3 separate regions of the Homo sapiens genome follow, and regions 2 and 3 are each linked to region 1. Evidence: chromatin contacts called from ENCODE Hi-C or POLR2A ChIA-PET data. All regions are on one chromosome and are shown on one strand. Each heading gives the region's core, a stretch centred on a gene start or an enhancer-like site at or near the end of the contact. The rest is flanking DNA. Distances are from core to core; before and after follow the strand shown.

What was found. A loop is a pair of places that touch in the nucleus more often than their neighbours do. ChIA-PET counts read pairs that join two places held with the same protein, here RNA polymerase II (POLR2A). Pooled maps may share reads with other maps.
Region 2: a pooled map shows a loop between it and region 1 (7-fold over the local background). The contact joins the promoter of DIP2A here to the promoter of ADARB1 in region 1. A Hi-C loop is called at or near these places in 6 of 50 pooled maps. POLR2A ChIA-PET finds 5 or more read pairs at or near these places in 2 of 52 experiments (H1 and activated T-cell).
Region 3: a pooled map shows a loop between it and region 1 (9-fold over the local background). The contact joins the promoter of LSS here to the promoter of ADARB1 in region 1. A Hi-C loop is called at or near these places in 4 of 50 pooled maps.

Annotation. Positions count from the first base shown.
Region 1 is chr21:45,073,141-45,076,393 of GRCh38, forward strand. ADARB1 (adenosine deaminase RNA specific B1) reads left to right here and starts at 1,440. Exons shown (of 11, transcript NM_001112.4): 1 at 1,440-1,653. LOC105372836 (a long non-coding RNA gene) reads right to left here and starts at 601. Exons shown (of 5, transcript XR_937796.3): 1 at 333-601. It also overlaps the pseudogene SSR4P1. RefSeq lists silencers at 1,084-1,173, 1,194-1,393.
Region 2 is chr21:46,457,182-46,460,434 of GRCh38, forward strand. It overlaps DIP2A (disco interacting protein 2 homolog A), which reads left to right and starts at 1,710. Exons shown (of 38, transcript NM_015151.4): 1 at 1,710-2,041. The coding sequence starts at 1,951. LOC124905046 (a long non-coding RNA gene) reads right to left here and starts at 1,532. Exons shown (of 2, transcript XR_007067915.1): 1 at 1,146-1,532. RefSeq lists enhancers at 924-1,063, 2,834-2,903 and silencers at 1,304-1,853, 2,044-2,113.
Region 3 is chr21:46,227,211-46,230,463 of GRCh38, forward strand. It overlaps LSS (lanosterol synthase), which reads right to left and starts at 1,564. Exons shown (of 22, transcript NM_002340.6): 1 at 1,522-1,564; 2 at 1,224-1,389; 3 at 342-480. The coding sequence starts at 1,535. It overlaps MCM3AP-AS1 (MCM3AP antisense RNA 1), which reads left to right and starts at 2,021. Exons shown (of 4, transcript NR_110565.1): 1 at 2,021-2,056; 2 at 3,117-3,253. RefSeq lists enhancers at 819-888, 1,605-1,899 and silencers at 1,319-1,368, 1,429-1,598, 1,609-1,868, 1,929-2,368.

The sequences.
Region 1 (3,253 bases), core at 190-2,689:
TCGGAGTCTCAGTGTTGCCCGGGCCAGAGCGCAGCGGCCATTTATAGGCGCGGACCTCGGCCTCGCACACCACAGCTCCAGCTCTGAGACACAAGCGACCCGCACCCCCCCACCGCCCAGCCCCAGCCTCCAGACTGGCTGAGATCACAGTGTGCGCCACCCCATCCCTGGCTTGCGATGGTCTCTTACTCCCCACTTTACAAGGGAGGAAAGAGGCCGAGGGCAGAGTGGGCCGCCTGAGGTTTGGAGGCCAGGGCTAGTACAACCTCAATTTGACCCTGGAACCTGCCGCTTCCCCCACCCAGGTGCGGGACCCACCCGCTTGTCCACACCTGGCTCTGCCCACCGCCCCCGGCTGCTCCTCTGGGCTCAGGTCGCCGCGGTCAGGAGCTGCCAAGTTTGCCTATCAAACTTTATCTTCGTGCAGAGAACTGCAGCCTGGAGCTGGTTATTCCGGTCAGTGAAAACGTTGCATTTCTACATATGCTTATCATCATCTGTGTAAACATTTCTTGGTATAACTGTGGAACAGTCAGTAAATATAGATAAATCGAAGAGTAGGTCTATTGCATATGCTATAAAAAAATGCTTTTACTATCAACCTAAAACAAACAAACAAACAAAAAAAATCAAACAAAACCACCATCACCTAAACGTTGGTAACTGGAGCAGCTGCTAGTGTCAGTGCGGACTAAACAGGAGACGGCGGGAACCGTGTCCAGCCAGGGTCCTGGGCCGCGACCTGGTTCTCCCGGAGTCTACAGTGAGGATGACGGGCGGGGAGAGGGGGCCGGCGGGACCCGCGTGTCCCAGGCAACTCCGGGAGAGGGAGAAGCAGGGGTGGCTCGGCGGGGGCTCGGCGGGGGCTCGGCGGGGGCTCGGCGGGGGCTCGGCGGGGGCTCGGCGGGGGCTCGGCGGGGGCAGCGCCCGCTGCAGGGAGGAGCGCGGGGGCCCGGGAGCCTGGGCAGCACCGCGAGACGCCACCTCCGCAAAACGCAAACGCCAATCGCCGGGCGCCTGCGGTCCCAGCTACCAGGGAGGCTGAGGCGGCAGGATCGCGTGAGCTCGGAGGTCCACCGCGCTCCAGTCTGGGCGACAGTGAGACCCCGTCCCCAAAACGAAGGCGGGCAGAGTCTCCTCAGCCGCGCTCGGGCGGGCGGCGCCGCGACGCCAGGCCGGTCCCGCGCTCTCGCCCCACGCTCCGGAGCCGCCCAGCCGCGGTCTCTCAGCTCCGGCCGCGCTCCAGCCCCAACGGCCCCGCGCCCGTCCGCCGCAGGTGGTCGTGAGGGAGGTGCCACAGCTCCGGCTGCCCACGACAGACACGGGCGCCCCAGCGCGCGCACGTCCGGCGTCGCTGCGCCGCCCCCGCCCCCTCGGCGTGCGCGCGCCCGGCGGGCCGGCGGGGGCGGGGAGGGGGCGGAGCCGCCGGCGGCGGGGCTGAGGCGCTGAGGCGGCCGTGGCGGCGGCGGCGGCGGCGGCGGCAGCGGCGGCCAAGCGGCCAGGTTGGCGGCCGGGGCTCCGGGCCGCGCGAGGCCACGGCCACGCCGCGCCGCTGCGCACAACCAACGAGGCAGAGCGCCGCCCGGCGCGAGACTGCGGCCGAAGCGTGGGGCGCGCGTGCGGAGGACCAGGCGCGGCGCGGCTGCGGCTGAGGTGAGGGCGGCGCGGGGCCGCGGCGGCTCGGGCGGGCGCGGGCTCCGGACCCCGCGGTGGCGGCGTTTATGTAAGCGCCGGGCAGGGACTGGTGGTGGGGCCGGAGCTGCGGGCCGTCCCGGGAGCGGAGGGCGCCCGCGGAGAAGCGAGGGTGCCGCGGCACCGCCTCGCACCCACCCTCCTGGGTCGCCCGTCTGCTCCGGCGCTCGGCTCCCGGAGGAAGCTGCGCCCGGGCGGCCCCGCGTCCCCTCCCGAGGGCGCCGAGTCCGCGTGGGATGCGCCGCGCTGCGCCGCGGGGAGGGCAGGTGCGCCGGGACGAGGCTGCGCCCTGGGGACCGAGACTGCGTTTTGGGGAGGGGACGGTGTGCCCTGGAGATCGGAGGCTGCGCTGGGGACGAGGCTGCGCCCGGGGACCAGAGGCTGCCCCGGGTACAAGGTTGCGCCGGGGAACGGGAGGCTGCGTTGGCAACAAGGCTGCGCCTGGGGACGGTAGGCTATGTCCCTGGGGAGACGCTCCGCCCGGCATGGGACGCTGCGCCGGGGGACGGCAGGCTGCGCCCGGGATGAGGCTGGGCCCGGGCAGGGGAGGCTGCCTTGGGAGGGGACGCTGTGCCACGGGAGTGGAGACTGCGTTGGGGACGAGTCTGCGCCCTGGACGGTCCTGCGTGTCCTTCCGAGGGCGCAGTGTCCGCGCGGGATGCTCTGCGCCGCGGGCGGCCCGGGCCAGGGAAGTTCCTGCGGGTGCCGGGCGTCTGCAGCGATCGGGAGCAATCTGGGGCAGTTGGGGGCCCGAGGTGACTTTTGACGTGTTCACATCAGAAGGAAAATTATTGCGTGGTGGATGGGTGCGAGGGAAGGTGTCAGATTGGGCTGTGGACGCTGAAACGTGTTGGAGTCCCGATTTACACGCTGGAAAACCTAACCTAAAACGTGTTCCTGTCCAGGTTTCTATGTCGGAGATCTGCACCGTGGTGTTTAGTTCCCAGTTAATATTTTTGGTCAGCAGGTTTGGGCTGTTACTTCTGATACAGGCATTTTACTTCCTTCTTACTAACCATTATTGCATTCCGTTCTCGAAGTATAACGAAAAGTGGCATGATATCAAACTTGTTTCTTTAACGTTTAACTCCATAATTAAGATGATAGAACCGTAGTTTTTTTAATTGAGAATACAAATATGTATTTAATCCTCTTTGTTTCCTCTTAAATTTTGCCGTATGTTTTATTGCTTCGAAAGGTGCCACCCAGAGCTGCATTTTCCAAAACGCTAGGTTGTCTTAAGAGCAGTTGTTTCTAGGAGATAGAAAAGCTAATTGTCTTTTGATGACCATCTTTTCCTTGGGGTTGAGACTGCTGTATCCTTTTTGCCTGCTGAGGGTTTCCCAGAGGGGAAAGGGAGAAGGAAGAAAGGATAAAAGCTTGGCTGATACAGTTCCTTCTTGGATAAGAGAATTAACTGTCTCTCATTGCGCGGTTCCTCCGGAGGACAGGGTCCAGTATGCATGGACAGCCACAACGGGGGCTCGGTAAGTATTTGATGAGACAGGCTGAGCTGGGTGCCTATATCTTGCCTGTGGTGGAGAGGATGAACTCACACAGA
Region 2 (3,253 bases), core at 460-2,959, 1.4 Mb after region 1:
TGAAGGCATCTACCCAGGTATCTCCAACCCATGTATGACGGGCTTTTCTTTTCTTTCTTTTTTTTTTTTAAAAGACAGAGTCTCACTCCTGTTGCCCAGGCTGGAGTGCAGTCACAGCTCACTACAGCCCTGACTTCCAGGGCTCAGGTGATCCACCCACCTTAGCCTCCCAAGCAGCTGGGACCACAGCCGTGGCCACCATGCCCGGCTAATTTTTTGTGTTTTCAGTAGAGATGGGGTTTTGTCATGTTGCCCAAGCTGGTCTTGAACTCCTGAACTCAAGCAATCTTCCCGCCTTGGCCTCCCAAAGTGCTGGGATTACAGGTGTGAGCCACTGTGCCCAGCCTCATCTTTTCTTAGCAGGGATCCAAACTTAGTGGAAGAGTATTGCCTTGTTTGGGTGTTTTGCTATTTTTGGAGTTCAGTCAAACAGGGATGTTAATTCCTGGGCCTGGTTCTTGTCTTTGACCTGCTGCAGTAAATGAAGCTTCTCTATATGTAACGGGACAGATTCACTGGCTTACAACTGTTTGTTGCTTGCCTTCAGCTGACCACTATTCTTAAGAGTCTCGGTTGGCACTAAGCAATAGCTATCCAATCCCCCTTTCCTTCCTTTTATCTACTACGTTCACCATATATGAAATGTCTGATACTTCACCCACTCGTGGATTCCATTTCACTAGTTCACCCTCCTACTTCACCACTGGTGAGTGATGCAGCCTCGAATCCCATCTTCTCACCAGCTTTAATGCTGCAGAATGGTTTCTCCAGAAGCAGACGCTGCGACTGAGTTTGGGGTACGAGGATGTTGACATGGTATCAACACCCGTGAAAGGAAGGGGAAGGAAGCAGGACTGGGCGGAGGAAGAAGGGTATGTAAGTCCCGCAAAGCTTTGGCCAACCTCGTGTGGAGCTCTGGAACGAGAACTGCTGAAGTTCGCCAGACTCGGGCACTCCTGCCTAACTCAGTAACAGGCGGGCGGCATCGGGACACGGACACGCTGCTCAGGCCCCGCCACAGCCACCCTCGCACCGTCAGACACACTCCCACACATTCGGGGAGCAGGGCCTTCAGGACGCCGGCGGCGCCCTCTCAGTCTAGCTCCGCCAGGCCCCTCGTCCGTCCTCCCGCCCTCCAAGGTCACCTCGCGGTCCGACATGGCTGCTGGGGCTCCTTCGGGGCCAACGATGTGTACTTCTAGGGCTGTTTTTTAAAGCAAAGGAGTGAACACAGGTAAAGGCACGAGAAAGGTGCCTCGACGCCACCACGGACTGCGCAGCGTTCGCGATCAGCACAGCCCGAAAGGGAAGACAGCGGTCAACGCGGACGCGCCATGGCGCGGGGACCAAGGAGGAGCCCCGAGAGGGGCGGGGCTGGCCGGAGGGCCGCGCGCGGGGCCACCAGCGGCGCCTAGGGGTCAGCGCCAACGCCCACGGGTTGGTCATCCCCACTTAGGCGCCTCGGGCCGCAACTAAGCAGCCTGCCCGCCTCAAGCCCGCCACCCTCAAGCAGGCCCAGCGCAGAGCCTGTCGGGAGCGGCGCTCTCCCGCCTCTCCCAATGGGAGCCCGGAGCGGCATCGACGCGTCTTCGGGGCCAATGGAAGCGAGGCTCTGGTGTTGCTGGGCGGGGCCGGGAGGGCTGCGCGGGCCCGAGACCCACTGCGCACGCGCGCTCGCTACCCGCCCTTCCCGCCGCGCACGCGCTCCCGTGTAGGGCCGGCCGGGCGCTCAGGAGCGCGCGGGGCAGCGGCGGCGCGGCGGAGCCATCCGCGCTCGTGCCCGCGCGGGTGCGTTGCTGTCCTGGCCGCGCCCCTGTCCCGCCGCCTCCCGCTCCTCGCCTGGCGGATGTAGGTTGTTGGCCTGAGGGGAGCTACGTAGCCGAGGTTTGCGCTGCCGCCGCCAGGCCCGGTCCGGTTCCAGCCTCTGCCCGGACGCTAGCCGGCCTGGCCATGGCTGACCGCGGGTGCCCGCTGGAGGCGGCGCCGCTGCCTGCCGAGGTGCGGGAGAGCCTGGCTGAGCTGGAGCTGGAGCTGTCGGAAGGTGAGCCGGACCCCGCCCTCAACCCCCGCGACCCGCCCTCAGCCCGGTCCCCCGCGCAGCCCCTCACTCCGGGACCCCCGCGCGGCCCCTCACTCCAGGACCCCCGCCCTTCACCCCCGGGACCCCCACGCGGCCTCGCCCCTGGGACCTCTGCCCCTCAACGGGACCCCGGTTCCTCTACCCTGGAACCCGCCCCTCGCCCCGGAGACACCGTTCCTCAACCCTAGGACCCCGCCCCTCATGTGGGACCCCAGCACGACCCCTCGCCCCGAGACCCCGGCCCCTTACCCCCGGGAACTCCCGCCCCTCACCCCCGGGACCTCCTGCCCCTCACCCCCGGAACCCCGCGCGGCCCCTCACCCCGGGGACCCCGCCCTTCACCCTGGGAGCCCCGCGCTGCCCCTCCGGACTCCCGACCCTCAGCCCCGGGACACCCGCGCGGCCCCTCAAACCAGGGACCACTGCCCCGCCTCTCATACAAGGACCCCTCCCCCATACAAGGACTCCTCCCCCCAGGCCCTTCACACCTGGGACCCTTACTCCTCACCCCGGGACGCCTGCCAAACTTCTGGAGACCTTTCCCTATCCCCAGCTGCTCCCCCAATGGGATCCGACCCCAAGGACTGGCTTTGACTAGGTCGTTTGGACAGGTGTGAGAATCTTGAGAGGAATGACCACTTTTGCCCCAAGCTGTGAGCCCCGCTTTTCTCAAGGCTGTAGGTCTGGGCTTGGTCTGGGCTTCACCAGGATGACTGCGCCCGTTGTCCGCAGGCAGCTACTTCCCTTGGAGCTGGGAGCCCTTGCCGCGCGCCTCATACTCTAGGAGCTGCACCCTGTGCCTCATTTTATTATCTATAAAGTGGGGTTATACCAGCACTTTCCATTTTGGATTGTTATGAGGCTAAAATACCTTAATATATGCAAAGCACATAACACTTAGGAGTTGTTAGCCCCCTCATGGAATTTTTTAAAGTAAAAAAAAAAAGTCGTATAAATGGTTGGTTGATAAAAATAGACTGGAGTAATCTGGCTTCAGAGGTGGTGGGTGGCATTTCCCATTTGGATGTTATCCCTTTCAAGGCCTGTGTCCTGATATTCCTTTTGGCTGTCTTTGGGAAAGAGTTAAGTTCTTCTCCAGTGTCAGAAAGGACTTGCAGTCCTTGAAGAAAAGCATGTAATTGATTCTTACTCTGTTTTTGAGATCTAAATGCA
Region 3 (3,253 bases), core at 314-2,813, 1.2 Mb after region 1:
CTACAGCCCCTTGGCATAGGCTGGGCCTTCCACCTGGAATGTCCATCCCATCCTGTACTGAGACTTCAAAGCCCACCTTCCTCCTCCCTCAAGGCAACACAGAGCCCTAGAGAACCACTTGCTTCTCTTATCAGAGAGCCTGTCACCCTACACTGGCAAGGCTAGCTGATCCCCTAGACCAATAGCAGGACGACTCTGACATAGGGCAGAGTTTGCCAGCCCTTTTCTTGTGAGCCCCTGGATTTTCACCTGCTTCATCAAAACCCTAGACCAGGCTGGGCCAGGATCCCAAGGGTGATCCAGGGTGGCCATACCATCAGGCTGGGGCAGCATACTCCTACCTGGCAGGAGGAAAAGTGGGCCACCATAATCACCCGTCCAGTGCCCATCCTCAGCCTGCAGCCCCACGTAAAATGTCATCCCGTTCAGAGCCCCCTCAAAGGCGGTGTGGGCTTTGGGCAAGTCCTTAAAGTAATTCTTCTGCAAAGAGATCGAAAAAAAAAAAAAGAGATAGCTGACGGGACTGTTGCCCGGCCAGAGGAACCCTCTTCACATACAGCCCAAGTCAAAACAGTGAATGTAAATTACTTTAAAAGTTTCAGCTGTTTCCATCAAAAGTCTGAAACTCTTTGATGAGAGCATCACACCTCAGCAAAGTAAAAGAACAGCTGCACATTTTCGTTGCTTTATTTGCCAGTCATGTATTCTTCACAACTTCTCCAAGATGTCTGGAATAAACCAGGCACCCAGACTGTAGGGTGGGGCACGGGTGCCGACCTGGGCCTGGGACTCGGGCCTCTCAAAGAGGGCCCAAGGGGCGGCACAGCCTTTCCCTCGGTGGCCGGGGCTCGGCAGGAGACCCTGTTTACACTGCAGACTCTGACGACCAAAATCTCTTACAATGCACACAACTAAGACAGTGGATCCAAACACTTTTTGTGAATAAAAACAAAGTTACAACTATCTTTGCAACTCTCCTATAAGTCAAAAATTATCTCAAAATAAGGTGCTAAAAAATAAAACATTAGGAGTCTCCTATGCGTGGTTTAGAGATGAAGGGGCTGAAGCGGAGGGGCCCGCGAACGCAGTTCCCGTGGGCGCTCGCCTTGGGGATGGGCGTCGCTGGCCGGGTCCTCCCACCCGCCTTTCTGAGAGAAAACGTGCTCCTCACGGCTCACCCCTCAGGGTCCCGAGCTCGCTGACGCTCCGCGGAAGCAACTTACGGTGTCCAGCCCCAGGGCGTAGGCTTCCAGGCCGGTCTGCTCGCGGCCGGCGCGCTCGTCCTGCAGGTAGGTCCACGTCTGCCGGCCCCTCTCGCAGTTGAGTCGCCAGCGGCCGAGGTCGGTGGCGGGCTCGGTCTTGTAGGGGCCCCCTCGGCGCCGCAGACACCTGAGGACCACCGGCCATCAGCGACCCAGGCCCCGCCCCAACGCCGGCCGCCGGCCCACTGCCCCAGTCGCGCTCTCCTCAGCACCTAGGACCACCCCGCATTCGTCAGGAGCCCGGGGCGAGGGGACTCACGTGCCCTCCGTCATTGCTGCTGCAGTGCTCTACGCCGCCCACTGCCAGCTGCCAGATGTCCGCACCCGGGACCTGCCGCCCAGCCCCGCCCCTCCCGCCCCTCCCGCCCCTCCCGCCCCTCCCGCGCGCACTACGCAGGCGCAGGCCTCGGCAGGCGCTCAGGCTTAGGTGGGCCGACGCCCACGCAACCAATCAGAGCGCCGCGAGCGTGACCCCGGGGTGTGCCAGGCGACCACAGTGGTGGAGCGCTTGGTGCCCCATGCGGCGTGGGGCGGGGCCTGAGGGAGCGGGGATGGTGGGTGAAGGCGACGGGACGGGGGAGGCGGGTGGGGCCTTATTGGCGGGGCATGAGGGGCGGGGCTGGTGGGTGGGGAGGTGGGGGCGGGGCTGGTGGGTGGGGAGGTGGGGGCGGGGCCTGGTGGGTGCGGGTGGGGGCGGGGCTGGTGGGTGGGGCCGAAGGGCGGGGGCGGGGCCTCTCGCGCGCCCTCTAGAGGCTTGCGTCCCGGGAGCCCGGCCTCGTGCGCCGCGCTTTGAGGTGAGCCTCTCTGAGAAATTTGTGAGGAGGGTCCAGCCGCGGGTCGGAAGGAAGGACGTGGGGAGCGAGGCTCGAGCGAGCGACAGCGAGTGCGAAGGTCGGGTGGCAGGGAATTGCTCTCGCGCTGCAGGATTTGCCCGGACGCCGGGGCCGGGGGTGGGGGCGGGAGGCCGCCCTGAGGTGAGGTGGGCGCGGGCCGTCGGCTCCAGTGCGAGACCAGGGGGAGGGCGGGGCGGAGCGGAGGAGCCGAGGGCGCCGCCGGCGTCCCTGGGAAGCTGAGCGCCGCGTAGCTTCGCCGGGGGGAGTGGGGTAGGCGCGGTGAGGCCGTGGGCCCCCACACCTGGCGGACCACAGGGGCCAGAAGCCCTGGAGCCCCGCCAGGGAAGGGCTGCGTCGCTGGCCAGGACCGAGCGCGGTAGAGCCTCAGCTGCTCACGGGGTCGCTGGAGTTGGGGGTGGCCCCAGGAGAAATTAAAGGTGAAAAGCCTTAGCAGCAGAGGGAAGAGGAAGATGGAGGCAGAGCGAGTGACCGAACTTGGAAGGGACAGCCGGGCGCAACAGGGCAGGGGGCGTCTGACTGTTGGAAACATGGCTGACGTCTGGAGGCTGCAGCCAGTGGTCCGTAAGTCAGGTCAAGGACCCACAGAAGACCCCAGCATGTCTTCACCTGGCCCACAGAAGCCCTGACATCCAGTTACAACTGCCCCAGCCTAGTGAGCATTTCGGCACCCACTCCTCAATTCCTACCCCCAGCCTAACTTCGAAGGGGCGGTGAGCCACAGCAAGCCGGAGGAGAAAGTTGGAAGAGAGAGTGGACAAAAGAATACCCACAGGCACCTTCCCCACAGTGGAATAGCGGGGTTTTAGACAATCAAGGATAATCACCTCTTCCTATCCCAGTTCAGAAACGGATGAAAAAGACACAGCAATAAGATGGGTGGGTATCAAAATATCAGCTTTGCCACAAATTAAAAACCTAGCTTGAAGGACAAGGCTTAAATCTGCAAGCAAGAGGGCAAGCTACTAAATCACCCGTTAAGTCAGACAAACATATCCCCCAGCCTCTAGGCCATGAAACTGCCTCACCAAGCACTATGCAATTGAGTGCCCACCAGAAGACACCCCTCCAGTCAACCCACAGACCCCAGAAAGAGTACCCAGAGGAGCCTGAGCACACTCCACCCTATCTGTTCTCTGA